Regions from separate parts of the Homo sapiens genome. Here region 1 is linked to region 2. A link is a loop called in an ENCODE intact Hi-C map of the cell type or tissue named here. Cell type or tissue: Caco-2. All regions are shown on one strand. Each heading gives the region's core, and the rest is flanking DNA. Links, peaks and the distances in the headings are about the cores only. Region 1 holds the start of SLC38A4 (solute carrier family 38 member 4). Region 2 overlaps SLC38A4 (solute carrier family 38 member 4).

The links. A loop is a pair of places that touch in the nucleus more often than their neighbours do. Peaks named below come from ENCODE experiments on the same cell type or tissue, not always from the same donor. Only the 100,000 strongest peaks of a DNase experiment are listed, where the experiment ranks them.
Region 1: it touches region 2 in a loop (4-fold over the local background); 3 of 110 quality-filtered maps call a loop at or near these places.

Annotation. Positions count from the first base shown.
Region 1 is chr12:46,818,150-46,834,601 of GRCh38, forward strand. It overlaps SLC38A4 (solute carrier family 38 member 4), which reads right to left and starts at 7,848. Exons shown (of 17, transcript NM_018018.5): 1 at 7,754-7,848. RefSeq lists enhancers at 7,308-7,866, 7,867-8,424, 13,383-14,191. In Caco-2, for the core only: no CTCF peak of the experiment used is centred there; a DNase peak (open chromatin) is centred at 7,872; H3K4me3 peaks cover 891 bases.
Region 2 is chr12:46,762,498-46,778,949 of GRCh38, forward strand. SLC38A4 (solute carrier family 38 member 4) reads right to left here. Exons shown (of 17, transcript NM_018018.5): 11 at 16,004-16,279; 12 at 15,792-15,871; 13 at 14,407-14,507; 14 at 12,552-12,676; 15 at 6,787-6,931; 16 at 5,813-5,910; 17 at 2,264-4,305. The coding sequence ends at 4,204. Among named protein-coding and RNA genes, the nearest start is that of SLC38A4, 55 kb to the right of the region's middle. In Caco-2, for the core only: no CTCF peak of the experiment used is centred there; a DNase peak (open chromatin) is centred at 8,124.

The DNA of each region.
Region 1 (16,452 bases), core at 3,099-11,098, 55 kb after region 2:
TGCTAGCATTTGTTTGTTATGAGATAATCCAATGGTTTGTGTCTTGCTGTCACTCATCTTCTGGGAGTATTCTGTAAACTATTGGTAGGTTACAGGGGCATGTCAGTGAGTTCTGCCACACTAGAGTCTTAAGAGAAGCAGCTTAGACAAAACCTATGAACCACCTTTATATGAGTCATATTTTCATTCATCCCAAACCAGTTCCCTATTTTATTTAAATATTATTTATATGCTGATTATTTTAGCTAAATCAGATTTGCAGAATGAGAAAAGCAAGTAAATTGTTCCTTAAACATGATTTTTCATGATCCTTGGCAAAAGTGTTATAATCTAGACCCCAAAGTGAAAGGTCTGATTACTTAGTTTTGGTAATATAGTACAACTCATTTTTACTTCTTTATTATGAAAAAATTTAAATTTAAACATAAGTAGATGGAATAATATAAGGAACCCTCAGCTGGCATTATCCAATATCAACTGTGGCCAATCATTACATCTAAACCACTGTGCCCCCTCTCCCATTATTTTAAGGTAAATCCCAGATACATAATTGCATAATAAATATTTCTATGTATATCAGTAATAGAAAAATACTTTTAAAATGTAGCCATGTGGGACAATTTTAAAAATCAAAACAACACTTAGTGTTTACTGGTTATATCTTGCAATCTTACAGAAAGTTGAGCAAGTGCCTCTGGGTGAGTAGACCAGTACATTTTGAAACCTGATTGAAAGGACACTTCAGACAGGCTGAGTTCTTTCAGGAAGAAATGTTAGGTAAATCATGGGTATTAAAGTGGAATTGATCAAAATTAGGCAACATATAGCCTGGAGGATCCTCAGGGCAACAGAAGAAGAAATGACAATTTGCAATTTAAAAAAAAGGGAATCAATTTTATGAGGGTTAGATTGAAGAAGGCAGAATTTTGGAGTTTGAGAATGACATTTTAAAAGTCATGTAAATCAACACAATTCAGAATATGGGTAATTCTGTAAGACAACTAGATTTCATCATCAAATAAAACGTAAGATGTGGAAAAAAGACATGAGAAGTTATTAACTCTGAGGACTGAAAGAGACTTAAAAGACTTATCAACCAATGAGAGTGAGAACCCTGTTTGGATTCTGATTCAAACTAACTAAGGGGAGGGAGGGGGAGAGAGAGAGAGAGAATATGAGAAATAAATGAACACTGCATGAATAATTGATAATATTAAGAAAATGTTGGTTTGATGAATATGCTAATTACCCAGATTTGATCATTACACATTATATATATGTATCAATATATCATTCTGTACCAATTATTAAATACCAATTAAAAATTAAAATAAGAAAATAAATGTTGGTTATATTTAAGATGTGATGATATTTTAGTTATTCTTAAAGAGTTCTTTTCTTTTTGAGATACATAGTGATCATTCATGGATCAGATTATATGATGACTTAGATCGTCTTGGAAATAATTTAGTAATGATTGTGGTGGGGTAGCAGAGGAGAAAAGATGTGAGTATAGATAAACTACAACAGACAAGTATTGATTATTGTTGAAACCAAGTGAAGCTGGAGATTCATTACACTATTCTCTGTACTTGGGAATGTTGAAAAATTTCCCAATTGAAAAGATTTGTTTAAATTTCCTAGTTTGGAACTACTACACATAGTTTTCTTGATAGTTCCCTCGAAAGTTTGAAAGAAGATACTACAAATTCTTTCAGTCAACCAGAAGTATTAATTAACTAGCACTCTTGAGTTGTGCCATTATAGATGAAATTTATAATGATGACTCCGAGGCACTCTGAAACATTGAAAAGTTAAATTATGTGCAACAAAATTTTGATTTTAAAGTGGGCCTCACTGTGTTGTTTTAACAGCTTTATTGAGGTATGACTGATATAAAACAAATTATACATACTTAATGTATACAACGATGAGATTGGACATGTCTATACACTTGTGAAACTGTCACCATGGTCAATGTAATAGATATATCCATCACCTTCAAAAGTTTCTTTGTGTCCTTTTGTTTAGTTTTGTTTGAGATAAGAACACTTAACATGAAATCTACCCTATTAACAACACTTTCGTGCCTAACGATAGGCATTATGCTATACAGCAGATCTCTAGAACTAACTCATCTTGCATAATTAAAACTTTATGCCAATTTAAGAGCAACTCTCCATTCCCCACTTCTTCCAGCCCCTGGTAACCACCATTCTATTCTCTGCTTCTGAGTTTGACTACTCTAGCTACTTCATATAATTGGAGTCATGCAGGATTTGTCCTTCTGTGACTGGCTTATTTCACTTAGCATATTGTTCTCCAGGTTCATCCATGTTGTCACAAATAGCAGGATTTCTTTCTTTATCAAGGCTGGGTAATATTTCATTTTATGTATATACCACGTTTTCTTTATCTATTCATCTGTCCATGGACATTTGGGTTGTTTCCATAACTTGGCTATTGTGAATAGCGCAGCAATGAACATAGGAGTGCAGGTATCGCTCTGAGATTTTGATTTCAATTCTTTTGGATATATACCCAGAAAGTGGGATTGTAGGATCATATAGTAGTTCTATTTTTCATTTTTTAGGAACCTCCATACTGTTTTCCATATTGCCTGTACTAATTTATATCCGCACCAACAGTGTACAAGTGTTCCCTTTTCTCCATATGTTTGCTAACATTTGTTATCTTTTGTGTTTTTGATAATAGCCGTCCTAATGTGTGTGTGGTGATATTTCATTGTGATTTTAATTTGCATGTCCTGATGATTACTGATGTTGAGCATCTTTTCATATACCTGTTGGCCATTCGTATGTCTTTTTGAATAAATGTCTATTCAAGTCCTTCGATCCTTTTTTAAATCATGTTATTTGTTATGTAGGTGTTCCTTATATATTTTGGATATTAATTTCATCAGATACATGGTTTGCAAATACTTTCTCCCATTCCGCAGGTTGCCTTTTCATTCTATTGATTATTTCCTTCGCTGTGCAGAAGCCTTTTAGTTTGATGTAGTACTGCGTGTCTATTTTTGCTTTTTTGCCTGTGCTTTTGGTGTCATATCCAATAAATCACTGCTAAGACCAATGTTAAAAAGTTTTTCCCTATGTTTTATCCTAGGAGTTTTACAGTTTCAAGTCTTACATTCAAGTTTTTAATCCATTTTTAGTTTTTTGTTGTTTATGATGTAAGATAAAGGTCCAATTTCATTCTTTTGCATGTGGATATACAGTTTTCCCAACACCATTTGTTGAAGAGGCTATGTTTTCCCTATTGTGTGTTCTTGGGACCCTTGTTGAAGATCAGTTGGCCATATATGTGTGGGCTTACTTCTGGGCTCTCTATGCCATTCTATTGATCTATCACTCTCTTTATGCCAATACCATACAGCTTTTGTTGTCTTGTTTGTTTTTTGGTACCATATTTTTTCAGTTACTATAGCTTTGTAATATATTTTGAAATCAGGAAGTATGATGGCTCCAGCTTTGTTCTTTAATAAAATCACTTTGGCTATTTTGAGTCTTTCATGGTTCCATATAAATTTTATGATTATTTTTCCTATTTCTGTAAAAAATGCCATTGGGATTTTGATGAGGACAGCATCGAATTTGTAGCTCACTGTGGATAGTATGGGCATTTTAACGATGTTAAGTCTTCCATTCCATTAACCCAAGATGTGTTCCCATTTATTTTCTGCTTTAATTTCTTTCATTTACCTTTTATAGTTTTCAGTACATAGGACTTTTACCTCTTTAATTACGTTCATTCCTTAGGAATGTTACTATAAACGTGATTGTTTTGTTAATTTCCTGACAGAATAGTTCATTGTCAACATATAGAAATCTAACTGATTTTGTATGTTGATTTTGTATCCTGCAACTTTACTGAATTTGCTTACTAGATTCAAGAGTTTATTGTGGGGTCTTTAGGATTCTTCTACATGTAAGATCATGAAATGTATGCATATGAAATGTGCATGTATGCACCACACCCCTTAATTCGCTTTTTTGACATCTTTGGGAGGGTGTTATTTTGACACACACGTACACATAGGGTTCCAATCACTTAACAAAGGGTAATTATTTAAGATACAGTCACAGGAATAGAATAAAGCTAGAATCTCTTACCAAAAATAAAATCTGTGCCAAACATACATATTTTTATGAGACCTAAGATGGGAAGACTCCTTCTATTTGTTTCTGTCTCAGTGGGTGGGTAACTGGAGATTCTGTCTTCCTAGTTGATAGGCATAAAGGGACCCTACCCCTTCTTATGACAGCAATTAGGGTTGAGAGACAACTTACTCAAAGACCAAAGCTAATAAGGTCCTGGCATGATAGCTGAGCCAAAACTCACAACCCACTGTCTAACTTCTGAGCCCAGCTCCTAAGACAGTCCATCACCACTGGGCACCTACTTTATGTTGAACATGATTCAAAAGATAGGATCCCTGTCTCCAAGACACGTGGAAATGAACTGGAGAGCTGAGGCAAATAGAGTAGGTTTTGTATAGGAAGAATGGTGTGACTTCAGAGACAGAAGAGTGGATTCCAGGCAGGGGACATGGGATCAGAAGTTTGACCTTGGAAACAACAAACAAGAGTCTACTTCAGCTAAAATAGAATGTTTGTATAGAGTTTGGCTGAGGTTGATCTTGACTACCAGATTAAGAAGTTTAAACTTTAAGGAATTTTGGTATAAAGAATAATGGAAAGCATTATATTTGGTTTAATTCTTCAATGTGGGTACCATGATAATATTATGAAATAGTTTTAAAGTAATTATGCAACATACACAGTTTAACATATAGTTTAAAAGTAATTATACAATGCACATAAGGCATTTCTATTTTACTTTTCTTTCAAAAACTGCATTACTTCCCTTCAAAGAAAAAGCTTTAAAAAATCAGAAAACAACCCTCCCATCACCCTGTAAAAAACAATGCCTGCAATGTTGAGCATCATAGTCAATATATTTACATTTCTTATCACACCTTCCTAATGACTGTCATCATTAGTCAAATAAGTAAACAGTATAAGAGCGGTATGCAAAATTCAGTGGGTCTTTTGTTTGGTCTCGTGACTTACAGAGAAGTGTTCATTCCCTCAAGTTTATAGGATTAAATTATCTGCCCTGCCCACACACACAGGAGATATGACCCAGAAGAACAGCCTGCAAAGCAATGTGAGATATCTAATGTTTACTTAAAATAAAATACATTATAAAGACAGCACAAATGATTCTATTCCATTTCAAAAGACTCAGAAAAGCAGATCTACCTATAAAAAGAGTTATAAATTATTTTAGCTGTGATGTTTCTTCATGTTGAGACTTTGGAACCACCATTGCCAGCTACACTCCATCCTTTCCCAAGATTTAGGACAAGGAATATTTTTCTGGTAACAGAAATCATTAAAACAGAGACTCAGGGCAATGCATTCAGTTAAACTCAAGTCTAGTCAGGGCTCCAGACTGACTGTTTCGTTCTGTGAATTGACAATATGTCTCTGAAATTCCAGAATGTGAAATTCCGAAACCTCAACGGGATATTTACAAATGCTTTCAGATAGTAGTGGATATTTTGTTCTCTTCTCTCTTTGGAGGTGGGAGGAATTCTTCAATGGGTACGGGCTGAAGGGAGGGATTTAGCCTAAGCCTTCCAGGTACTATTCAGAAGTGATGCATTTCCCTTGGCTAGTTACAGCCTCCAGTTTCAAGGTTTCTCATGCTTGTGAGCATGCAGATAAAGAATAACATTTCATTTTAAAACCTGATTTGAAGGGACCTCTGGGAGACCTCCTCCCAGCAGCAGATGAGGTGGAGGTGAAAGTAGTGTAACACTGACAGTCTCTGAACCTGAACATCTGCCCTTGATAGTTGCCCTTGGGCTAAAGATGCTGTTTTGGGCTCTGGGTGACCCCTGTCAAACCCAATAGCTACTCACTGTCATTTCCAGCCATGCCACTGTCCCTCAGTTGGCAGTATGTGTCTGAGCATAGATAGGCAGGGAACTTCCGATTGCAGAGGCATTGTTTTGATTCATTTCAAGAACTCTGAAATGTCTTAACTAAGGTAAAGTAACAGATTACTGTACCAATGTAAAAATTTTAAAAGGTACTAGATTTTATACCTTATTGTCTAAGTACATACTTTTTTTCTGTCCTGTTCCTTTTCTCCTTTCCAATCCTCCAGTGTTTTAAATGAAGATGGAGTGTATACATCCTTTTGCCCTAACACAAACAAATGTCATTTTGAAAATAAAAATATTCACATTTCGTCCTCACACTTTTCACCTCTTCAAGTGCCCTCAAGTACCTCCTTAATCCCACTGAAGTTCCAAGTTTCACTGATTTAAAAAGCAAAGGAAAATGTGCAGCACTAGATAGAGTCAAACAACTGGAATGCTACTTAGCATGAAAAACGACCAAACTATCCATCTACTCAATAACTTGCATGGATCTCAAGAGCATCAAGTTGAGTGTAAAAAGAAAAAAACTCAGTCTCAAAAAGATCACATGCAGTATGATTCCATTTATATAATAGTTTCAGAACGATGAAAATATAGAGATGGAAAACAAGTGGTTGCCGGGGTAGCGAGGAGCAGGTGGAGATAATGATAAAGAGGTGGAACAAGGGAGATCTTATGCAAGATACAGGTGGAAGTTCTGCATCTTGACAGGCCTATAGTGGGTCAGATTGCACAAATCTACACATGTGGCAAAATGGCATAGAAACTATACACACATTATTCCAATGTCAGCTTCCTGGGTTTAATATTATACTAAAGTGTGTCAGATGTAACCACTGGAGGAAACCAGGTGAAAGGTTTAGGTGGCCTCTCTGTGCAACTGGATGCAAATATATAATTACTTTAATATACAAAGTTTAAATGTCAGCTTCCTGGGTTTAATATTGTACTAAAGTGTGTCAGGTGTAACCACTGGAGGAAACCAGGTGAAAGGTTTAGGTGGCCTCTCTGTGCAACTGGATGCGAACCTATAATTACTTTAATATACGAAGTTTAAATGTCAGCTTCCTGGGTTTAATATTGTACTAAAGTGTGTCAGATGTAACCCCTGGAGGAAACCAGGTGAAAGGTTTAGGTGGCCTCTCTGTGCAACTGGATGCAAATTTATAATTACTTTAATATACAAAGTTTATATATATATATATATTCCTTACAGATGCCTCTGTACAGAAAGAATAATGAAATATAGCATAGTGGCACATGCCAAAAATGTGTCAGATACCTTCTTTAAAGCATACTGTTACTAAAGAATTACTAAAGTATTGCTTCAAAAGATAAGAAGGAATAAAACAGTAATGACTGCATTCTCAGGACTGCAATAAAATAGCTCTGTTTTCCAGTGTTCTCAACCTTTGGATTGCTTTTCAGGCATTCACAAAGCAAAGTGGGAAACACGAACCCTTTTAGTTAGATCCCTTTAACAATAGAGGTCAGTTTGGTCATACGGTTTTAAAGAATACTCTGCATCCTTGAAACACATTCCTCCCATTTGGAAAAATTCCAGAAACAAGACTATAGCCTGAATAGCACTATCTAGCATGCACGAAACGCTTCTTAAAAGCAAGGACTGCCACAGCCTCTCTTCTTAATGAATCCCTCCCACCCACCTCGTTTTTCAGTGCTTTGCAGTATGTCTTTTTCTCTTTCCCCTTCCACGTTCGTCTCACCCACTCTCCTGGACCCTCTAACCAAGTTGCCACGCAAAAGCAGCAAGCAAACCTGTGTGAGTGGGGTGTCCCGAGGCGGCAGCCTCCCGCGATCCTCCGTGCACGCCACCACCCGGCTCATGCTCCAGGCGCTGCGCACACCCCAGTGGCCGCCCAGGACGTGCGGTCACTGGAGAGCCCCCAGCCACGCCCCTAGATGCTGCTGGGCGGCCTGCAGGAGTACCAACATTGCAGACAGAACAGCGACCTATCCCGCCGTAAGCCAAAGTTGCCTGTTGGTAAATTGCGTCTTTTTTCTTTTTCTTCAACATCTTTATAGTACCGCGAGTGTACCCAGTGTTATTAAATTATGCCAAAACAAAGAGCAAAGTCCCTGCCCTTAGGAGTATGCAGTGTAAAATGAATAAATGACGCAAGGCAAAATGACAGGACAAACACAGGGTGGGTAGAAAGAGTTACGAGTGAAAGGGAAGGTAGAAACAATAAGACTTTCACTGGACCAAAACATGGAAAGGCTGTTAGGGCCCCAAATCTTCATAGCAGATTATAGAAATGAAGAATTGCGATAATATCTATAGTAGCAATCCTATTTTATTGAGTGTTTACGTGCCATGCAGTATCATCATCACAATAATTCTATACCATAGCTGTTGTTTTAAAAAGTGCCAGATATGATTCTAAATGTTTTACAAATATTCACTAATTTGATCCTCCTAAAATCCCTGTGAGGTTGGAACTATTATTTTCCCCATTTCAGAGATGAGTGAAGCAATAAAGTGGACTGACTTGCTCAAGGTAACTCAGGCAAAAAGTGGGAGAGCCAAAATTGGAACCCAGGAAGTTGGATGGTAGAGTCAAGATCTGAGCCCAGGAAGCCCAACTTTATGATGGCATTAGGATTCATATCCACATTACCTTGCCTACCAAGCTTATACTCTTAATCATGTGCAATCATGCAAATTAAGTAAACAATTTAAAAGTATTTGTATTGACTATAAACAATGCACAAAATCATTTTGCAAAGGCCTTTAGTAGGTCCATGAAAAAAATGTTTATTTGAAGAATATTTTCTGTCAAAAAACAGAAAGAAACATGTTTTCTTTCTTCCTTCATTCATTCAACAAACATGTACCAGTGTCTGTTTATACCAGGCACTGTGTTAGGCATCAGGGTGACAGTAGTGAACAAAAGAGACAAAATTGAGGGGAAACAAGGGAACTGAGATAATAGTCATTTTAATCATGAATACACATTAGATTTATTGGGAACAATAGGCAGAAATAGCCAACAAGAAATAATCATATACAGGGAATGACATTCTCTGGGCTGGACTGTCTGGCATGAGTATTATTTAGTTCTTTTTTCCATCTCCTCTCCTTTTTCCTTTGTTTTAGTTATGATAGAGGAAATCACGCTATCGAAAAACATTTCGTATGGACATTTGCTAACATTTCAAATAATGCTTTGGGTGGTAGAAGTAATTGAATTCCCTTCCTAATAACATTATGACCAAGAGTATTTTACAAGCATGGATATGGTAAAGAGGTATGCAGACCTCTGAGCTTGGAATAAAAACCTGGAATAATAGATCCTTACAAAACAAAAGTTGTCAAAGTCTGTTATGAAAACCCAGGATCTTGACTGGCATAAACATCTACTAAAAAGATAAAAGGATAGCATTTGTTACTGTCATTCAATTCCCTACATCACCTTTTAAAAATACATTTGTACTTCCTGACTCTGCTATAATATACTAAAATGAAAAATATAGCCATTAAAAACTAAAATCAGAAGAGAAATCCCCTCCACCTCTCCCCTCATAAAAGCATAGAAGAACATTTGTTTGGATTTTGTTGTATGTTTGTGTAAATTTTATCTATGCTAAAATAGAATATGCCCTTGAGAACCAGAAAAATAATTTGGTTTTCCCTCAAATGGAAAGATAAGACTTTGTTGTCTTATCTTTCCATTTGAGCACTGGTTTTAAATCCTAACATTAAAAGCAATCAAAAAAGCTGTATGCTTTCTATTATGGGGCCATAATAAAATAATAAAATGTATTGCTAATTCCTATGTTCAGTTACTTTGTTCTGTTAGCACAGGTAACTTTCAAAATTCAGGGGAGGGGCAGAGCTAAGGGACACTTGCAGAGAGAATGTGCAAGGATCTCCCTGACCACACCTCCCTCCCCAGCCTCCTCCCAAGCATTCTCTACTGACTAAGAGTACTGAACTCTTAAATTCCTGAACTGACTCCCTCCTTATCCTTTCTCAGTCTGGTCTCTCCACTGAGAGTCCTTTCCTCACATCCTCCAATTCTTTGCCTGGCTAACTTTTATTTCTACTTCAAAACCTTGCTCAGGTACCACCTGGTCTTGAAATGTTCTCTGACCCCTTTCCTAAGCCAGGTTCTCTGGTAGAGTATTCAAATCTGATTTTTCCTTTTTTTTATTTTTATTTTTGTTTGTTTTGTTGGTTGGTTGTTTGTTTGAGATGGAGTCTCGCTCCGTCGCCCAGGCTGGAGTGCAGTGGCATGATCTTGGCTCACTGCAACCTCTGCCTCCTGGGTTCAAGCAATTCTCCTGCCTTAGCCTCTCGAGTATCTGGGACTACAGGCGCACGTCACCACATCCAGCTAATTTTTGTAATTTTTAGTAGAGATGGTGTTTCACCATATTGGTCAGGCTGGTCTGGAACTCCTGACCTCAGGTGATCCACTCTCCTCAGCCTCCCAAAGAGCTGGGATTACAGGCATGAGCCACGGTGCCCAGCCTTTTCCCTGGTTTTTAATCATGCTGTATTGCAAATGTTTCCTTATCTATTCTTTCCTCCAGTAGACTCATTCATTGTTCCACAAATATTTCTTGAGCACCTGGTATTTGCCCAGCACTGTGCTAGGTGCTAGGAAGATAGGAATAAAAGAAACTCCCTAATATAGTTCTTTGAAGATAGTAACACTTGATAATTATTTATGGAATGAATGAGTGAAATTAGGTCATTATATACACAGTGGAAGAAAGAACTAAGAGACATGAAAGTGATTCTGTTTTTCCATTTCTCCTATCTCTCACACCATACTGTGTTATGTAACACATTTCTAACACCCTTGTTTCCTTAAGTTTTTGTTCTCCTCCCTCTGGTTGTCTTTATTTTACTGCTGTCTTTATTGCAACAAGCAGGAGCTTTTGCATAGGATGAATTTTATTCTAATATCAGCATTGTTACTTACTAGCTTTGTGACTCTTGGCTCTTTCCTTAACCTCTTCAATTTCCTGTCTGTAAAACAGAGATAACAAATACCTATAGAATAGAGTATCATGTGAAGATTAAATGAGATTCACATTAAAGGGCTTAGTATAAAGACTGGCTCTTAAAGCACCTTTCCTTTCACTTGTCCCTCCCCTACTTCTACCTCTTATCCTTCCTGCAGAACATCATCAGGGCAGTAGTGGCTTGCAAGATGATTTCAATTGATAGGTGGAAGCACATTTTTTAAAACTGTGTAATCATTTTGATATATTATTGTTTTGATGTATATAAAATATATAACAGCCTTTGATTTTTATAGAAATATTTGCTTTGGATATGTAAAAAGTAAAAAAAAAAAAAAGGAGGGTTAAGGTTCTAAAAATAGGATAAGGCAAAAAGAAAAAAACAACGTCCACAAGCTGTTATGTGTACATCACGAAGTCCACAAGCTGTTAAGTGTACTGTGATTGTCCTCACCACGTTTGTGCTGATAAACTGACATGGAACACAGGTACACTATTCCTTTCTCAAATGTCACTTATATAGAAAAAAGTCCAGTCCTAAGACTGCAAAGATTCAGAGAGTCCAGCTGCGTGATCATGTCTTTAGCTTGCTTGGAATAGGATTAGTCTGTAATAGAATAAGAAGTCAGCCCCAGGTCCTTAGAAGTCACCTGTCCAGCTCTGCCCTTGATAAAGAACAAAGAATTGTTCATTTACGTTTATGAACAATTAATGCCCAAGTAGAACTTCCAAAATATTTTGTGTTCTTCACACTGTGTATCTCCATTTTCTGATCTATAAAATGGGTATAATAATAGAATCTATCTCATAAGTTTGTTATGAAGGTCAAATGTTAACATAAAGGAAGTACTTAGAAACATATAATGTAAAAGTTCCTACATATGTGTGAGCCGGAATTACCATTAATCTAGTTCAGACCAGCCTCCAGCTTGCCTCCTGTCCCAGCAGCCTCCAAAAAAAGTTATTTATCTCTTTACACCACCAATCTTCCAGCCTTTTGTTGCTTTGTGATAAAATCAGCCTGATAAAAAGTTTCCTTTCTCTGGACACTGGTATTCAGAAATATGGAAAGATCAGATATTCTTTTCAATGTCTCTATTTTTACAGACTTCTACCCAAAACTTAGATTTTCTATAGATTTATTTGTTAGAATTTAAGAAATTCTCTCTCTCTCTCTCACACACACACACACACACACACACACACACACTCTTCTTGTGTTGCACAGGAAAGAGTTCACCAATTTCAGCGACTTTTTAGGAGACTTGCTTGTAGTGGGAACAACAACAAAATACAACATAGGCTGATTTCTCCCACCCCCTGCTAGGCCCTGGAAATTGAGATCTATGTGTAGGATGCTCTCTTTACAACATAACACATTTTAGCCCTAATGATTATGTCACAGCTACCCAGAAGCAAAAAAGGATGGCTGTAGGATAGCTAGAAATCGGGAACAGGCCATCCACTGTTGAAGCTCTGGCCTCTTTCCGCTTCCTTTAAGGTGAGAAACTGCCTGCCCACCCGCCCCCGTCCGCACAACTAAGTGGATAACCAAGCAGTGGGTCCTTTAGCCTTGGAGGATGGGGCTCTGGGCTAGGGAGAGTCTGCGGGAAGTGCCTGCCAGGATGGGCTTATTGCTCTAGAGCCACTCCTACTACCTTCACACTGTGCATTTAAGACCTCGGCATTTAATATCTCCCTGAGACAGGTAGAGATGCAGCTTTTACTCTGAGAAATAGACAAGCGCCAACCTGTCCCGGCCCTAGCCGGGAGATTCACAAGTGCTCAAGTTCACAAGTTTCACAAGTGCCCGCATCACTGCCTCCTGCACTCCTCTGCAAATGCCCTGGCACACCCGCGACCACGTATCCCTGAGTTTCCTAACTTAGTTCACCCCTTTTCCTCCAAGTCAGCAGCCCGGTGAGCATTCCAGGGTCAGTCCTGGTGCTCAAAGTAAGGGCAATCTTCCATCTCTGCCTGCTGGATCACAAAGAGGAGCTGGGAGATTCGCCGTTTTCCCCCACAACCGGCACCTGCCCTGGCCCAGAGCGCAGCGTCCACCTGTACCACCGCTAGATGAAGAGTACCTCACCGCGCGCTGCCTGGGCGCACAGCTGGTGTGCCGCGCTCGCCACCTCTCCTGGACTCAAGGGTGCTCCCGGCTTACGCTTCTCGGGGCTTCCCGGGTCCGGGTTCCCTCTCCCCCGTCTCACTTTCTTCCTTCATTCGCTCTTCTCTCAATTTTTCCTCCATCAGCTCTAACCTGTAATCAATTCCCGCCTTCTGCCCCTCCTCCCTAGGCTTCTCTTAGCTCGGTTGCCGCGACCCCACTATCCGTCCCCGTTCGCATTTCTGCACCGCCCTGCCCTTCACTCCAGCGCGCAGCAGGCCGGGCAATCCGACCGCGCGGTAAGCCGCCCTCGGAACCGCTGGCGCAGTTTTCAGACTCGCCCACCGCCCAGAGACCAGGGGCCCACATCCAGCTCTGCTCTCGCCTTCTCCCTTGAAAGAGACTCCTTGGGGGCTCCCCAGGTCAGAGTACCCCGCCCGGGGAATCATGCTGGTCTCTGGGGCGACCCAGCTATCAGAGACGACAGTTCTATTTTAAGCCTTCCACCCAGTGTCCCCGACCTGAGGACGCGGGCGCGGGTCCAGGGACTCGGGTAACACCTTGCCAGCAGGATCCCGGGCGGTCGCGGAGCCAGCTCCCGCGGGGGAAGTCGGGCCTCTCAGCCAGGCAGGCGGCGCGGCCACGGAACGCAGTCCCAATACAACCAACTCGAAATCCAACAGCCCAGGGAATCCCAGTGCGGGAGGCGGAGGTGCCCCATACCCCAGCCCTCCTGGAATAGGCTACCTTGGCACAACCGCTTCTCCTTGAAAAGAAGTCACACATGAGCCCGCCCAATCAGTCTCTTCCCTCCATGTGCCCTAGTTTACGTTATTTCTAGTCAACCGAATCATTAGCCTGCAATAACCCACCCAAAGCGTGAATGTTTGGAAAATAATAAGAATTAGGAACTATGAGCATGTCATGAAGAGCCCCAGACATAAGCCCCAGATGATTGAGAGACCGGGCTACACACGTGTGGATGTCCCCCGTGCATACACACAAGCACCCATCCGATAGGCTGGGATCCAGCTGCAAGTTTGGACACTGACAAGTCTCAAGTCTAACAGGAAATACAAAAAAAAATTCACTCACCCGCCTCTTTTACTACCCTTTCCAGACTGGGATTCAGGGAAAGTATCAGAAAGGGATGGATGGAGAGACCCTTCTTTCTTTTCTTTTCGCCTTTCTAAAGAGTGGAAATTTCCATCATGTGATAGGGGCAACATCCCCAGTGTCGCGTTTCCTGCGGACCCTCCCTTCCAGGCCAGCCACCAATCGTCAGGCGGCAACCTGAGAAGTAGACCAAAGCATCCTCCCAGGTGGGGCTGAGATGTCCAGCTGTCCTTCAGGAGTGAAGCCTGGAAGCCCGGTCCCTGCTCCCTCTTTCCTGGGTCCGGGATAACCGAGAAGATCCTGGTGTGGGTTTATTTTTCGACGGTTAGATTTCTTCCATGAGTCAAGGTTGCATTTATTGGATCTGTCCTATAAGCTGAAGTACATGTGGATCTTTATTTTAAAGTCTGTAAAAGAGTGTTCAGGGTAGATGACTCACTAAATTTCCTCCTGGTATGGAGGTGACAAACGTGAACTTTACATAAAGAAAAAGAAACATTTGAGGAAGGAGTACAAATGAAAAACCTGTCATTCACAGTAAACGTCACTTTATGCATGAAAGAAATGGGATAACTTGCTAGTACTTAAGAGTGGGTCTTTGGTGATAATTTTTTTTTCTAGAATTCCAGTTTAAGCACAATCCTCAGTACATATGAAGAAGGAATTAGGCTATAATAATAAATAGCATTCGAACGTTAATTCTATTTGTTAAAGTTACAACCTACCATTGTAAGGAAAATTATTTACGTTGAAACTATTCTCTAGTATTAAACAAAATTCTTGTTTCGAAGAAGGCCTGTGTAACAAATATGTTCACAATCCCCCATTTATTTAGTAGTGAGTTGTCATTCTTTAGGGAAAGAAAACTATCCTATGGAGACGTTGAACCCACAGTGTAACTAACTCTCCAGGCAACACAATTTACCTTTTGTATTCTCACACATCCAGTTTAACTTTATTCAGAATGGCAAGTTTCACTGCCTGTCCATACTGTCCACCTAGAACCTTCTCGTTTTATAGCTCCCAATAACTAAAACCAGCAACAGCTTAGTGCTTTAAAAAAATAAGATAACAGCAGAAACTCACCTGGATAATGCATAATAATCAGAAACACTAAGAACACAGGATTAATGCACACACACATACACATCAAACTGTACTAGGACAATCTGACAATACAGATTCAATAGAAGGATGATGTAACACACTTTCACTGGAGCTACAATTTTAGAAACTAAAAAAAATTATATAAAAATGTTTGTTTTGTAAAAACTGATTTTCTTCTGAGCCCCCAAGCAAATACGGTAAACCTCTCTATCATAGCAAGAAGTTTACATTTTGTGGAATTAGACTGTATCAGAATAGTTTTGAATTCCCTATAAGCTTGTTGAAACTAGATTCTCTACACATTATCACACTTCTCCATTGATTCTTACTTTATAAATATAAACATCTTTTATAAAGCTACTAAAATGTCAAAATTGGTAGGATTTGGAGAGAATTAGTGAGATCAAGGTAGATACACATTTCTCTTTTCCTAACCTGCGATTTAGTAAAAGCAAAACTCAGGTTTATAAAACAAAAAGCCATTCCAGAGAAGGAAGACTCAAATGAAGGTAAGATCATTTGAGTCTTCTCAAGATAAGTAATTCCACGACACAAACTGGTTTACTGTGCAACTGCTCAACGTTTTTTGTTTTTTTGTTTTTTTGTTTTTTTTTTTTTGAGACGGAGTCTCACTCGTCGCCCAGGCTGGAGTGCAGTAGCCCAATCTCGGCTCACTGCAAGCTCCGCCTCCTGGGTTCACGTCATTCTCCTGCCTCAGCCTCCCGAGTAGCTGGGACTACAGGCGCCCGCCGCCACGCCCGGCTAATTTTTTGTATTTTTAGTAGAGACGGGGTTTCACCGTGTTAGCCAGGATGGTCTCGTGATCCGCCTGCCTTGGCCTCCCAAAGCGCTGGGATTACAGGCGTGAGCCACCACGCCTGACCGCAACTGCTCAACTTTTAAAGGGACTGCTTATTTAATCAGTTCTTGACATCATATCTTAGCTAGTACAGAAGAGATCAAAAGCAGTGGTTCATGGTCTAATGTAATAGAGAACTATGAGTTATGCATTTATATGTGCTAGTAATATTAATCAGGTTGTGGGTTGAGGTTAAATGAGTCTTGTATTCATCTATAAAACAATAAAATTATGGCTATTATACATCAGTAGAGTCTGAGAAGATCTAACGCAATGCCTAGGTAGGAT
Region 2 (16,452 bases), core at 3,729-11,728:
CTTTTATTTTCAACCAACTATGTCATTGAACTAGAAGTAAATTTCTTATAAGTGGCATATAGTTGGGTCATGGTTTTTATTCACTCTCCAATCTCTGTTGATGGGTATATTCAAACCACTAGCTTATAAGGTAATTATTGATATATTAGTGCTTAGGCCAACCATTTTATTATTTGTTTTCTTTGGTTCTTGTTCCTGCTTTGCTTTTCTTGGTTTCTGGTGGGTTACTTAAATATTTAAATACTTAAATAAATTCATCTTAATTGATTTATAGTGTTGTTGAATGTATATCTGTGTATAGTTTTTATAGTGGTTGTTTTGTATATTACATTAGACATACGTGACTTATTGCAGTCTATTGGTATCATTTAACCACCTTGAATGAAGTGTAGACACATTACTTCTATTTAGGTCCCTTACCTTCCCCATTAAAAAAAAATCTTTGTCTTGAGTATCAGTGTTTTTTTCAATCAAAAATGTATTTATAAAACTCATTAAAAACAGAAAAGTCTTATATATGTCCCATATTTCTTATCTTTCCTTCATTTCTTCTTCTTTCCTGATACTCCAACATTTCTCCTTTTATCATTTACTTTGTGTTTGAAGAACTTCCTTTAGTCAATCTTTAAGGGCAGGTGTGCAACAAATTACAGGTTTAGGATTTAAGTTTGGAGGATAGGAGTTGTATTAGTTTATTCTCATATTGCTATAAAGAAATACCAGAGACTGGATAATTTATAAAGAAAAGAGGTTTAATTGGTTAATGGTTCTGCAGGCTGTGCAGGAATTATGATGCTGGCATCTGCTTGGCTTCTGGGGAGGCCTCAGGAAACTCACAATCATAGTGGAAGGTGAAGAGGGAGCTGGCACTTCACAAGGCCAGAGCAGAAGGAAAAGAGAAGTGGGAAATGCCACACACTTTTAAACAACTAGATTTTGAGATCACTCATTCACTTTCACTATGACAGTACCAAAAGGGATGGTGTTAAACCAAAACCACCCCCATGATCCAATCACCTCCCACCAGGCCCCACTTCCAACATTAGAGATTACAATTCTACATGAGATTTGGTGGGGACACAGATCCATACCATGTCAAGAGGCTTCTGAGGCTTCTTTTTAAAATTTCTGTCATTTTTTTCTTGGTATAGTTTTTGCCTTGTGGCTAGTTTTAATGTATGCTGATCTAGTTTGCCTTTATAAAGATGTTTAATTTAAAATAAGTTTTTCCAAGTACTATTTTTGTTTTTTTGTTTTTTTTTTTTGCATCTTGGTTAGATGATCCAGTCCTACCTATATGGGCCCAGGACATCAAAACATTTAATTTTGACTATACCACTCTGATTAATTTTATCTCATTAAGACATAAATTGCAAAACTTTGAGCTATGGTGACCTGGCCCCAGAAAGATGTAATTAAGACACCTTTAGGAAAATAAGCAACCATACCATAGACTGGGAAAATATATTGGCAATCTGGACATGGATCCATATTTAAAGAGCTTCTACAAATACCCAATAAAAACACATAACCTAAATTTTAAAAATGGGCAAAAGATTTGAATACACACTTCACAAAAGAAGATATATGAGTGACCATTAAACACTTGAAAAGTTTTCAACATTAGTTGTCACAGAAGCAGAAATGAAAATCACAATGAGTTACCATTTCAGACCCACTAGAAAGGCTAAAATGCAAAAGACAACACCAAATGTTGGCAGGGCTGTGGAGTCAGTGGAAGTTGTAGGTAGTACGGGTGGAAATGAAAATGGTAGAAACACTGTGGAAAACTATGTGGAAGTTTCTTATAAAGTTAAGCATATACTTACCCTGTGATCCGTCAATCCCCCTAATCGTTCATTCATAATCAATCCTTAGCACTCACATGTTTTCCCTGCCCCCATATTTTCTCTGCTCTTTATTTTACTATTCTCAGGTTTCTTCTATTCTCTCATTTTCTATCTTCAATGGATTCTTTCAAACTAACCATAAAAGACTCATTTCTTCCACATTCATTCTAGGTGGTATATATGTGATGCCAAAATTATAATCATCATAATAATTTAGGATTAAATATCTATTTTGCCAAAATAAGATGGCAATTATTTTCAGGATGATGGCTATAGATGTTAGTTATGTGTCAAAGGTAACAATGAAAATGGAACATAAACCAATATAAGAAAGACAGTATTTGGATTTTAAATTTTGTTTCATGGACAAATAACACAACATTCTTTAACAATAGATCAAAAATCACATCATAGTCATTTGAAAAGTTCATTTATTATATACCAATATACACTTTCTGTAATAAAAAAGAAGCCTCCCAATACATTGAGCCATCTTATAAATGAAATAAGAAAATAAAATTTTCATCTGTTTACAAATGGGGTTAAATTAATCAGCACAAGCTATCATATGTATGTCTGCCCTGCAGTATATATGAATTTTAATCCTGGTTATGAAGAAAAAAATGGTGCTTTATTATTTGGCACTATAGGATGCTCTTGAACATTCAGAAGATACCTTTTTCCACTTTTTATTTTTGTATACTTTTTAGATGAGTGAAAATGTAAATATATCCTAAAGATGCTATTTGGCAGATTTTTTTCAAATAATAGTAGCTCAAAAGTACGTGTATGATACTTGTACTTCATAATTGGCTTTACTAAAATATAAAATACACAAGTGATCTTACTATGATTTGAAAAAAAGGTAGTGAACTCCAGAAGTTTTAGGCTGTGAGTAGGAATTTTTAAATCCATTTTATGTAAGTTTGTTATAGAAGTGAGCAAGAATGATCGTGTGCATTTCTTCGTAGTGTTAGCACTTATACTTTTACAGAGAACCACTCAACACTGTATTAAATGGCCAATGAATGTCAGCAAACACCTGTGTGAGCTAAACTGAACTAAATCCTATTTTAGATATGCTAAATTAAAAGAACAACTTTAGTATGATAAAAATTTGCAAAAAGAAACTTATTTTCTTGTAGATCATCCTATTATTGTAAATATTGAAGAAGAGCATTGCCAAACTATATATAACTTAGGTTTCAAATTTAAATTATCCCCAGACATTTGTAGACAGATACATATGAATGGATTTTCGAGCCCACCAACTTAATTCCCTGCCCCCACCCCCAATAATATAAATGCTTTGACTGTGAAGAAAGAAAACTACACATGTAAAAAATAAAAATCAAATGTACCTTACATTAACATTCTGATGACTACAGAATAAGATTATATACATAAACATATAGCAAATCACAGTTTCCTGCACTGAATGTTTATCAAATAAAAATGTATCAAACAATACTGGGTAGTGTATCTCCACGATTGTGGTCTTCTAAAAATTCTGAATGAGGATGGAAGACGAGAGGGAGAGCATTGTTCAATGACAAAAGTATGACAAGAGGATTTAGGAATAACATGAAAAAGCAGATGCTTTCTAGAACAGGCAGTTTAGCTATAAGCATTATTTTTGTTGTTGCTCTATGATTGAAATAAAGCCCCTCTCTATATTTAGTGTTTTAACATTTAAATATAGATGTTTTAACATTTACAAAAATCTATTGAATATAGAAGTCACAACTCAATGTCACAAACAGGGTGGGCAAAATATTATTTTGCTGTTGACAATAAGATGCTCTAGACTGGTGTTTGACCATTCATGTACCTTACAGAAACAGAAACAGTTCCTAAGACATGCCTTTTGCCTCTGTTAGTAAACAGACCAGAGACTTTGGTGCAAGACTGAGAGAAGACATTAAATGGTGATAGCTTTGCCACCAGGGCATTTTTGTTTGATGTTCTGAGAATGCAAATGTTTGGTACTTTTTTAGGGGGTGCAGGATGAGGAGACGGCAGGGGAAAGAGTACTATCTGATGATTGTTACATGCAGTTACCCTTATTCTGCTCGTAAAGCAGCAAAAATACACCTTCATCATCTCACACTGCTCTAGCAAAACCTGGGTAGAAATGTGCACCACAGGTTTTATTTTAAACACATACACAACCATCCTTGACAAAAACAGTGATTTTCCTCTTCTGCAGGTGCCTGGTGATATTACTGGTAAACGTCTTTGGAATCTTCCTGTTATTTCCTATGAATAACATTCCAATCAAGATAATTCAAATATCTTTTGGAGTATAACTTGTAACCATTTCCAATAGAAAAAGAAAGTATTTTTCCTTGTGTTAGTGATGCTTGGAATTTGGAGGATCATAAATCCAGTCAATTATAATGAGTGCCATGCTTCCAATCATGAAGAATATTCCAACCACAAGGAAAATTAAAGCCTGTAATTCAGAGAGACTCTGTTAGGAGCACAGAAACCATACTTAGTACAATTTGTTTTTTAGTTGTTTACATAATATGGCAATCTGATCTATATATTGAGCCATATTATTCTTAATATCTCAGATGCCCAGGCCTAACCTATCAGTCAATTTAGAATCCTAGTTGAAGAAAGAAGAGGAATACAGTGGAGAGATACAACCTACAGGTTCAACAATGGAGTAATAGTTAATTGATTTAGTACACCAAGATGATGGAATACCCTGTGATTATTAAAAATCAAGGGACAGAAAAAGATTCAATAATCTAGAGAATGCTTACAATCTTTTAGGTGAAAAAGAGCAGGTTAAAAAAGAATAGCATATATGATATGATTCTAATTTTATAAAGCAAACAAAACCAAAAGCTTAATAGATGTTGCAACAAAAAGTGTATATATGTGTGTGTGTGTGTGTGCATACATATAATATACACACACATATATAAGGATATATGTACATACCTACATATAAAATACTTCAGCATTTTAACACCAGAAGAGGCCTTACATTTTATCACATACTTAAACCTCCTAATCCTACATATAAGAAAGCAGCAACTAAACATTTTTCACTAGAATGGGTCTAGGAGATAATTGTACTCATTTCACAATTGGTCAAACTGAAAATAGGTCACAAACAGGACAAGTAATTTGCCAAGGTCACACTGCTGTAAAAATCCAAGCAAGACGGACTACATAGAGTTAAAATTTGGGAGCAAGCTGCTGGGTGGACCTTTTGATACCAAATTATCCTGAAGTCCCCAGAACATCCCAAAGGTAAATGACTTCAAGGTAAAAATTCAGAGTAATTCAGTAAGAAATATTCTTTTCAAGCCTTAACATGACTTTATTAAGGAGTGAAAGATAATATTTCCTTATTGGAAAAACAATTATTTCTAGCATTTGTTTCTATAGTAGTCTTATGGAAAAGAAATATGTACTCTCTAATTTAATAAGACTGTATTTTGTATCTAAAGAGGTTAACAGAACGATGAATGGTTCTGTTCTGGATCTTAGTCCACACCAGGGACAACAGGTACTATGGAAGGGAAAACAAAAGCAACATCTTTCCTTTGGCTTTGCAAACCTAACAACCATGACCAAAATATTTAAATTATTCCATAACACCGCTAGGGAGCCTAATTCCTTCTTGCATGATTTTCCACGGATAGCACAACAGCAGCTTGGTATTGGACACTGCTATTTGCCTGAAGCATATGTGTCTGTGGGAAAGGCTACTACTATTTGACATGTATGACAGACTCAACACAGGATATTTGATATTTGAAGTAGAATCATTTGAGTTTCAGAAATATGTCCCCTTTCTCTGCTACCAGAAAGTTCTAGCCCAGTTTTGATTTTTGGTTCTTGTACATTGATTCATTTTTCTGAACTATGTGTATTTTCTAGTTTATTCTAAGTAGTTGGAAGAACAACTAATAATGGGGGAAATTGCAAGGTTTACTTACCCCGACCTTTTGGGGTGACCTAAAAGTTTCTTTCTTGACAAGTTTAAGATAAAAAACTGCTGGAAGAATAAAAATCAGCATAGTGGCAGAAGAAGCCCCTGAGAAGACAAACACAGGGCAAGGTCAATGTCTTACCCAGCAGTTCCTAGCAAAGGAGATGCCAGCACACACTTTAAATAAACCAAATATAAAGCTATCCTATACTTAGCACTAAAAACACACACTTAAGTCACATAAGCTCATCTTGGTTATTTATTCATAGAAGATATGTTTATAGAGACAATTAAAATGTACCTAACATCAAAGCTGCATAAGTATATGCAACATATAATAAGCAACAAAAGGCTGAATTTAACACAAATTTACAGGGGATTAGTAATATAAATACATACTAAGGTGGCTGAACTCATGACACACCCTATCCACCTCTTACTTTGCAAGTGACCTACCCATGGTTCTTTTAAAGTTTTAGATTGTGTTTAAAGTTTAAGTAAACCCTCAATGAGTAGAATGAAAATTAATAGACCATGCAGTTATGGGGAAATACTAATAATACACTTTATATAATCAACCTCCTATTCCTCTGAAGATACCTTTCAATGTTCAGCTGATACTCGTAGTATCAGAGAGCTTCTGGCAGGTAAAATCTATCTTCCTCTTTTCCTGATGGTGGAGCTAATACCTAAGTCCAAATCCTGGGTCCACACCAAGGTATATGACTTGACTTTTATAGGGGTCAGTTTCCTCATCTATCAGAAAAAGCAGCTTGACTAAATGACCTATAAGGTGGCTCCCAATGTCAGTTAGGAGGAAGAGACAGTGAGCAGCTCAATCACCAGAGCCTCTCAGGGATAAAGGGAATCCATGAGCCTGAGAAAGAACGGGGATCTGGATGACCCAGCACTGGTTCCCTGTCCATCATTTAATGAGGCGTGAGTTTGGGTTGACCAAATTGAAGCCTTTCTGAAACTCACCTATGAATCCGAAGATGTATTTTATAGTTGGCACAAGGATGACCAGAACATTATTAAGTGCAATAAGCACAGCTGCAATCAGGAAATGTCGTATCCAGCTGAAGGGTCGTTTGGGAAATAACAGTGTGATCACTGATGTACGAATCTTAAACAAGAAAGTTCAAAGGCAAGATCATTTCTTTGTTTTTGACTTTATCTATTACTTCAAATATTCTCATCACTCTAATGCATTTTCTTTCCTTTTCTTTTTTCCCAGAAAAGATGTTGATGCTTTTTTCAATTTTTTTATTATTATAAAACATACATAACATAGAATTTACCATCTTAACCATTTTTAAGTGTACAGTTCAGTGGTATTAAGCATAGTCATTTCGGTCAACAACAGACCACATATAAGACAGTGATACCCTAAGGTTGTAATACTGTATTTTTACAGTAGCTTTTCTACGTTTGGAGACACAAATACTTACCATTATGTTACAGGTACCTCCACTATTCAGTACAGTAACATGCTGTACAGGTTTGTAGCCTAGGAGTACTAGGCTATGCCATATAGCCTTAGTGTATAGTAGGCTCCACCAATTAGGCTGCAAGTACAATCTATGGTGTTTGCACAATGACAAAATTGCCTAAAGATGCATTTCTCAGAATATGTCCACATTTGTAAGCAACACATGACTGTACATTCATCTTGTGCAGTCTTGATGCTAACTTTTGATATTTGAAATGGAGTGTCATTTTTTCCTTGGCCTATTTTATAAGACAATATTTTATGCTTTCACTTTCTTAGTTTTCAGAATTTATTGTTAAAAATAATCTCGGTCAGAAAGAGATAACAGGCAAGACACATAATTAAGAAACATAGTAAAACCCTTGTTGATCACAAAACATGTCTCATCAGACTGGATGAGACATTAAGGGCAAGCACTGAATTGATTTACACAAGATTGTGAAAGGAATTTTTATGAATCTAGGTTTTCCTTAATTTTGCATGGTATTTAACATTTTAAAATAAAATTTTAAAATGGTATTTTAAAATTTTGACGTTTTTGTGTTTGCTCCTTCCTCTTTCTCTCCTTTTTAGCTCTCCCTATCAATAGATTGTAAATCTATGAAAGGCAAGGAACAGGACCTAATAATCTAAACATTCCTCAGACTTTCTAGCTTAGTGTTGTGCACACAGCAGGCACTGAATAAAAGCTTAAATTAAATTGAATAGTAGGAATCTTATCCTTCCCTTCAGGATCCTTGACAGATTTCAGCCCTATTTTAGCAGCTGAAATAAGTAGGCGAAGGGTCAAGAGAGCCTCAGTTTGCAGCAGCTGCTCAAGTTACGCTGCTGTAACTGGATAAAGATCCCTGTGGGCAGAGGGAGGGAGTGACATTTGTGTTTGTACAGCTTGACAAAGTTGAAAACACTCTTATCTTTGGAATCTTTTAGAGGACACTTTTTGGACTTAGTGGAATTACTCTATCAGCTTTCCAATAAGTGAATACTTCGGTTAAGCTAGGAGTTCACATTTTTGGAAATGCTGTGATTGATGTTCACTTTAAAATTTTAGTTCTGAAGTCACTTAAGGTGCAGAGATGGGAACTCATTTAAAAGAGAGAAAATGTAAAATATATTTTGAAACATGTATGAATGACAAAAAATTCAAGCTAAATAGCTTGCAGTTTCTCATGTGACATTCCTTTCATACCACTCCACCAAAAATTAAGGCCATCTGTTTAGGCTGAAAAGGCAATTTCATTTCTAGAATGACAAACCAGATAGTCTCTGGAAATAGTTTAAGAATAACTTTGTAAAGGATTTTAAAAATTGGATTAGTGAACATTATGAAACTCATTCTGAAAAGGAAACTGAGGAAAGCAAATGGTGTGATATTGTTTTCCTCAGCAGCCTATAATTCTACATTATGATCTGCAATTAGTGCTTATTCAATATTGTCAAAACTGGTCCAATTAGTAGGCTTACGAATAAGCTTTTTATGGTATATACATAGTGCCAGAGGACTTAATTTGTTTCACAGTGTTAAACAGAATAAATAAGTATGAGATATAGGCTCATTTTCAGAGAATAGTCACAGTTTGTTTTTTAGTCACTTGTTAAAAAGGTGCATTCAAGTCAATAAGCTGAGTTAGAGTGAGTTAGAGGCAGTCCTATATGTCCAGGGCCTCTGAATGTGAAAGCAGTCTCCTGGCTCCCAGAAAGATTAACATTTGGCCTAATGATATGAGATCACAGAAAGTTTATGGCAATAATAGGTAGAACGGTTGGAGTAAATGCAAAAGCTTCTTCCTCTTTCTGAATAAGGAATAGGAAAATTCCAAACAGAACTGAAGGTGGTTTCCAGTGCATTCCTGAAGAGAGCAACAGAGCAAAGAGGGAGGGAGGTACTAGGCTTGTGGTGGTGGTGGAAAAGATCAGGAAGGAAACTTGCTGGTCATTCCATGTTAAAGTGCCTCCCTGAGTAGTGAGCCTAGGACCAAAAGCCCCCAGCAGTTCTGTTTACCTTTGCTAGGGCAGACCACTGGCTGATTCCCACCAAGCCTCATCTGCTCTTCCACTTAGCTATGTGCCTTTTTCTTTACTGACACAAGTCGCTAGGAACCTGGAAATGTGGGTCAGATGCTGTGGGTCAGGGAGGTCCCCAGCACCATCCAGGGCCTCTGACCCACAATGATTCCATTAAGGTTCTATGCAGCTCTAGAGACAACATCTGTTATTTCCAGAGAAAGAGTCCTGAACAGGAGCCTGTTAGGGGGTGCTGTATTCTGATGCAGGGGCCCAATGTGAAGGTCAAAAATGTGGAGGCACAGGAGGAAGTGAGAGTCTTAGTTCTAACTCTTAAAAAAAAAAAAAAAGCCTCTCCCATTGTTTAGACGTAGCTCACACTTTGATTTTGCAGGTTTGCTTAAGGCAAGGATGTTGGAAAACCTACGAATCACTGCTCCACTGCAGTTGATAGCAATATACGCTGCATTTCTATGTTGATATCTATATACACTTCAAAACAGGAGATCTGAAGGCAACATAAGTGAAAAGACTGATTTTAATTATAAGATGAAATACAAGTAGCTAGGGATCTTTTTTCAAAGGCATGGCAGGTGAAATTTTCATCTGTGTGTTCATTATATATCCATTAGGATTATTTGGTTTCTTGTTCTTTATGGAAATATGGAAACTTTACTGCATAAAGGGAAGCATAAGCTGAAAATGACATGATCAGTCCTCTGGAAGGAGGTGCCATTCCATAACTGATACCCCACCCACTACTAAGAGAGAAAGAAATGTTGGGCTGCTAGTGAAAACACTACCTTAATTCATTTCATTTATTCACTTGTTCAACAAATACTACAAGCAGTTACTATGCACCTTTTACTAAAAAGGAAAAAACTAACCTGATTGGAAAAAAGAAAGATAATAAATGAAGTAGAGAAAAACAAACCCCAGTCATATCTTCTCAAGCTCCTAAGAAAGAGAGCCCAGTTACCATGTTGAAAGAAGGAGAACACAAAATAATGCCTAAAGCTGATAGATTTTAATTCAGATTAGGTTTTGTTAGTTTTATTATTAATGTGTGGAGATATCAAGGCAAGTAAATAAACTTACTGGTGAAGAGTTCCTTAAATGAAATAAACTGTCAGGAGAACCATGCTGTGAGTCAGCATTTGACACATTGAAAATCTGAGCCCTAAGTTATACGAAATAAACAAGCAAAAGCGCCAATAACAACTTTTATCATTTTAGTAAAGAAAAAAAATTGAATTTAGCTTCAGAGGACTTGATTGAGATCCACTCACGGAAGTGACCACTCTCTGTCACCTTCTCTGTGTATCCTTCATGTATAGGGAGGTTTGGTTCATTTAGCCCAGATCCTCAACCCAGCTGAATTCGTAGCACATGTCACCAAGGGAAAGAGTGTCTATGCTTTTGCTAGAAAAGGCAGTTTATACATTTCAAGACAAAGCAAGATTCATTTGAAGACCATTTTTCTTCCCAAGCACGACGGAGCTCACCCTCTGTGCCAGTCACTGTGCACATCACCAAGTCCCAGGGACTTATGACTCTGTGGGGCAGTGGAGCACTTACACAGATTATATAAATGTAACATTGCAAGGGTGAGGACAGGATAATGTGCAAAATGTTTCATAAATGCTAATGTTGAGTGGAAATACATAATGAAGGACAGCAGTTAGTCATTTTTCTGAACTCTGGTTCTTATGGTCAATTTTGGTTCTAATGGCATCTAATGTTTACACACTATTGCTGTTCCTGATGGTCAGATTTATATCAGTGCTTTATTTCTCACATAGGGTAAGAATTTCTAAGGGGAGATTTGGATTTTCCATGCTGAGGTGAAATGTTCATCAGTAAATGACTTTTACTTCCCATGACAATAATTGCAGCCCTCAGTGTTGGGCTATGAGCTGCACTAGTTGAACTGTTACCAGCTGTCTGTGTGACGATGGCCAATTCTGGCAATCCCTTAAAACCATGGCTTGAAAACACTATATGAATATGAATAAAGCAATACAGAAGCACATCACAGATTTCTTATGCTTTGATTCTACAATGATGTGAATGCTTACACTGTGCCAAAATTTAGTGAGTGATTTTTTTACACATAAAAAGAAGGGCTCCAGATATCCTTTTCTCAGTGAAGTTGTTTGCCTGGCAATTTTACCCTATCGTATACCTTCTGTTTATAGTTGTCTTCTGTCTTGTACCCAAGACGGAGCTGATTTTAGGCTAAAGCTATGTGTATGTCATCTGAAATACTTTCAGATATATTAGAGGCAAGACATGATTTAAGAGTAAAATATTAGCCACCATAGTAGTACGGATCTGATTTCATGCACTCATGAAAAAGGAATGTGCCAAAATATATTTCAGCACACAAGCTGCATTTAAAGTGACCACAGTGTCATTATAGAAATAGTCTTCATATGCAAGCCCTGTATGGAACATTATGTCCAGGACAGTGCTGGTTACTGTGTCACTTATTTTTTTCCCCCTCAAATGAATGAGTAAATTCAGTGTTTATGAAACAGGAGCTGGCAGGAGGGTGAAGACCTGTGTTTATCCTTAGGTGGTGGTTTTAACTCACACAGCCCAAATCTTCACTACCAGCTCTGCTCTGGGATCTCAGAACAAACTGACACCAATGACAAATGCCAGGGAGGGGTGACCTGGTGTGAGTCTGGCAGAGGCCATGTGTGAGAGAGATATGTGATAGATAGCATAACTGTTTTTTGAAAAATTTTTTTCTGGTATATAATTTACTTAACATGAATCCCCTTTTCATTAGCCTTCAAGGCATCAGGTTAAAAAAGGCAACTTTTGTATATTATTGCAGCACAACAAACTGGAAAAAAAATGAAATGCCTTCAAAACTGTGATGAAATTTAATAAGATTTGAAAGTTAATATGGTTTTGGCTTTCAAGGTTCCAAAGTTATATGAACTCCTACTCAGTTTTACTAATCCACAAGACAGAAGCTCCAGCTCCACTTTTCAACTTTGAGTTTAAAAATAAGTTTTATGATTTTTTTCCTACACTATAAAAATACCACCTGAAACTACTTGCTCTATCTACACATTAAATGGCCAATTTTAAGTGACTCAAAATGCTATAGGAAAATAATATCCTCAGGCATTGCAATTGCAAACTCACCCTATAATTAAATCAAAATGAAGGTAGAACACATGTACTAATTTATGGGGTCAAGTAGGTTTCTTTCATCAAAGTCTTATGTACTTACTGGGAAGAGGACAATGGGCACAGTTAGTGTTACTGCCACAAGGACTGCCAGGCGAACCATGAGAAGAGGGATGTCTAATGTATACACTTTGCTGTAGGCATGAAGTAATTCATCTTCAACTTCTCCTACAACAGGAAAAAGAGAATGAAACCGCTTGGTGTTGTCAAATCAGCACAGGTCACTTATGGCAACATTTTATAGAGAGAACACAGAACAGAGGAAAAGACCTAGGCCTGGGAATCCAGGCACCTCTGGTCTTGCCTCTGAGCTCATTAGCTATGCAACCTTCATTCAAATGAACAAAGAGGTCCTGAAGCTGATAACGTTGCAGAAGGTATAATACAAAATAAAGAGCCTCTCAAGCTCATTTACATTGTGATAAATCTATCTCCGCTGTACAGAAGCAATTACAAATCAGACAGAGACCAAGGTGCTCTTGTTGAAGGGGATGAGAGACCCAAGCCCCACATATTGTCTCTCCCAGCCTACCACCTCCCCTGTCCCTACCTGCGCAGCCACTCCTGATGCAGGTTACAAACCCAGTGTGTAAACTCTAGGATGAATGATTGCTACCATTTTTTCAAGCTCAACAACTATGACTCCATCACCACACTAAAACAGATATTTTTGGGCTCTTTCAAGTTTTTGCTTGTCTTATGAAACTCATTAAAATAAGTATAAGTAACATGCAGGGATAAATTAGTATAATTTTTAGATGGTCTCCCAGTGGGTACTACTCTAAGACGAAGATGCAGCCCTACTTGAAAACACCTTCATTCAGGACTCCAAGCACAAATAACAAGAAAATATCTATGGAATCAAGCGTAGTTGGATTTTCACCTCAAGATCAGACAAAAAGGAGTGAAAATACCTTCAGTAGTATTGACCTCGTCATTCATTATTTCACAACCGGCAAAAAGTTAATGCCCAATCTAAAGCACATGTTTGGTTAATAGTCAAATATTAGTCAAATAGAAAAAAAACCTAAGCAAATGGTGGCCTACTCCTGAATCTTTTCCTCCACAATTTGTCATACATGCAATTCAATTTACCAAGTCAGTAAGAAAAAAATTAAGTTAAAAACTTTAAAAGGAGGTTTATACAAAAATATATTTATATTGATACACTGATTCATGTAAACATATGCTACCAGGTCAATATGTGATTCCATGAAATCTGTTTATGTGGCCACACTTCATGGAAGGAGTACAATCCTACTCCCTTTGTGAACTGTTAAGATGCCAGAGAGGAAATGTTGCAGGCATAATCTAATGTGGCCATAGTCACTTTTTTTTGGTGGTGCATTCTTAGATTGAAGGAAATTCTGTCATGTCCTCTTTCTTAGGAAATCATTTAGTATAACAAAATAGAATGGGATATGTCAGAAATTTTACCTAAAGTCCCAAGCTCCCAGATTTGACTTGACTGGTAAAGAGGAGGCAAATTCAAACTTGAGGACCTGGCAGTTTCCCTGCTATTTGTGTGGCAGGTAATAATTCCATCAAAGGAGCTTTATCACATGCAAGTGGATTCATTCTCATCACTTGTAGCCTGAGTTGGACTATGGAGTCTAGCCAGAGAAATATCATCTATCCCTAGAGGAAAATAATTTTGTTTGAGGGATATTTTTTATAAAATAGGTGTTAATTCACAAATTCTTGTAACTTGTTAGCCAGGCTGAATCAGGCCCCATTTCCTCAGGTCAAGTGACAAAACTAAAATAGTATATTAATTGAATATGTGTCATCTATAGAGCATGCTTATAGAAGGCAATTTTTAAAAATCATACCTACCCAGGTCAAGGACCAGCCTAACAAGGATTTGCATATAGAGAATGACTTTCAGAGTGACCTACCATAGAAGGTTAGGTAACCAAAGAGGGCGGCAAGCAGGTACATGACAAGCATCCCCGTGATGGAAATATTTGACACCGTTTGCATTTTTCTCCGGGACCGACTGGAAAAAGAAAGAACACCAAGCTTTGTTTTTTAAACTTACAAAAAAAAATCACTTTTCAAAATGAAAATAATAATAAAAAAGTATATCTATATTGCTCATCATGAAGACATATTTAGTACATAAACTTATAGCTGATTTAAATTTGTCTTAGAGAGCTAATGAGGATTCATTTCCATTTTTCTTAAACACTAGTCCTTCAGTCTTAAAAACAATCATTTCCCTAGAAGAGGAACAGTCTATTTCACGTAGGTCAGTAAGCTTGCCCACTGAATAAGAATATAATTAACATAAAGATCAAACAGGCTCCTAACATAGAAAGCTTTTGCATTTCATAATGAGATGACTTTAGATGAGGAAAAGAACCTAGTAGAGTCAGCAAAGTACTACTGCCAGGAGTCCAGACTACCTGAAAAGCTTCTGAAAACCATTCTAGAAGGAACCTGGCTGCCAAAGATCAATTGTCAGGCTTCTGGAGTAACTGCTACATGTAATTTTCAAAGTAAATCAAAGACATCAAAATACTTGAAAGTGTTCTGAAATTTTTTATGAGGTAAATCAGAATTTATGGGGAAAGTTTTGCTATTTAGTGAGAATGAAGACTGAGGTTACTGATGTCTAGATTAAAGAAGTTGAGAATTATTATATAATACCCTCCCTTAAAGGAAAGAGGAAAACAGCTATAATGAGTTCATATCCTTTGTTCCCAAGCAAATATCAACAACTTCAAAGGGAAAAGAATACAAATGAACCATAGACCATCAGCTGGAAGAAACAAGATTTTCTAGCCAGTGACTCTATTGTACAAATAAGACAACAAAGGACAGATATTGACACATCTCTTGTAATGAATGTGTTCTAGACAAGGGTTAGGTGCTGACTATAAATGACATCACTGGCTTATCGAGGCTGCCCCTAACCATAAGTTTTGGTCGTCATGGGTGTTTTCATTTCTAGTCCAGCTGACATCGTTTCTTCCGAACAAAATTCAAATTTAAATTCCCAACACCTGCCAAAATTATTACAACCATCGACTCCTTGTCCACCTGCCATGAACCCCTCCCCTGAACCATTATGGTGGAGAGAAAGGAGAGAAAGAAGATAAGGTAGTGCTGTGGTGGGCTGATTCCCACCTTTCTGATTAAAGCATGTTACTGAGGAGTGGATGGAGTACATATTTTCTCTGAAGAGGAAGCTATAAACTGTGTTTCCTGTTAAAGAATCTTTGAACATATGAGCAGAATTTCAAAGCAAATTAGAATGCTAAAATGATGGCTGCCTTACTCTTTAAGTTCACTGTAGATGGGAAGGACCTCAGGGTGGCATACAAAAGCAAATACTAGGATAGGAATTGCATAGGCCGTCTGAAAAACAAAGACAACACCACGTGTTTAGCATTCCAACATAGATGGTGATCTCAGGCCATCTCAGTTTATTGAATAAAAACTTAGAAAACACATAACTGTACTCATTAGAAGCCCGGACCGCTCACTTACCCGGGAGTTGAATACAAAGTATTTGGGTTCACACTTGTCATCACTATGAGCTTCATATTCTACTCCACTGTCATGAAGAGAGCCCTTGGCCTGGTTCTCATCCAGCCCTGCAGGATTGCGGTGGGTGTAATCCATCATGAAGTTCACATCAGAACTCTCAGAGTTGTTGGGTAACATTACCACATGCATTGGAAGCGTGTTGTTGAATGACAGATTTCCAACACTGTGATCCAAAACAGGTAGAGGGCAGGGTATTTGGAATTTCTTGTAAATCACCTAGACTCAGTCATTAAAAAAGAAAAAAAAATCAGCTTTTTGAGAAAAAACAATGAAATAAGAATCCATATGTGTGGCTTATAGGGTGGGGGGTGAGGGAACTCAGTTAGGGATTCCTTTTAGACTAATGGACAAAGTAAACTTCCTCTAGCCTCTGTTCTAAGGGAAGAGTT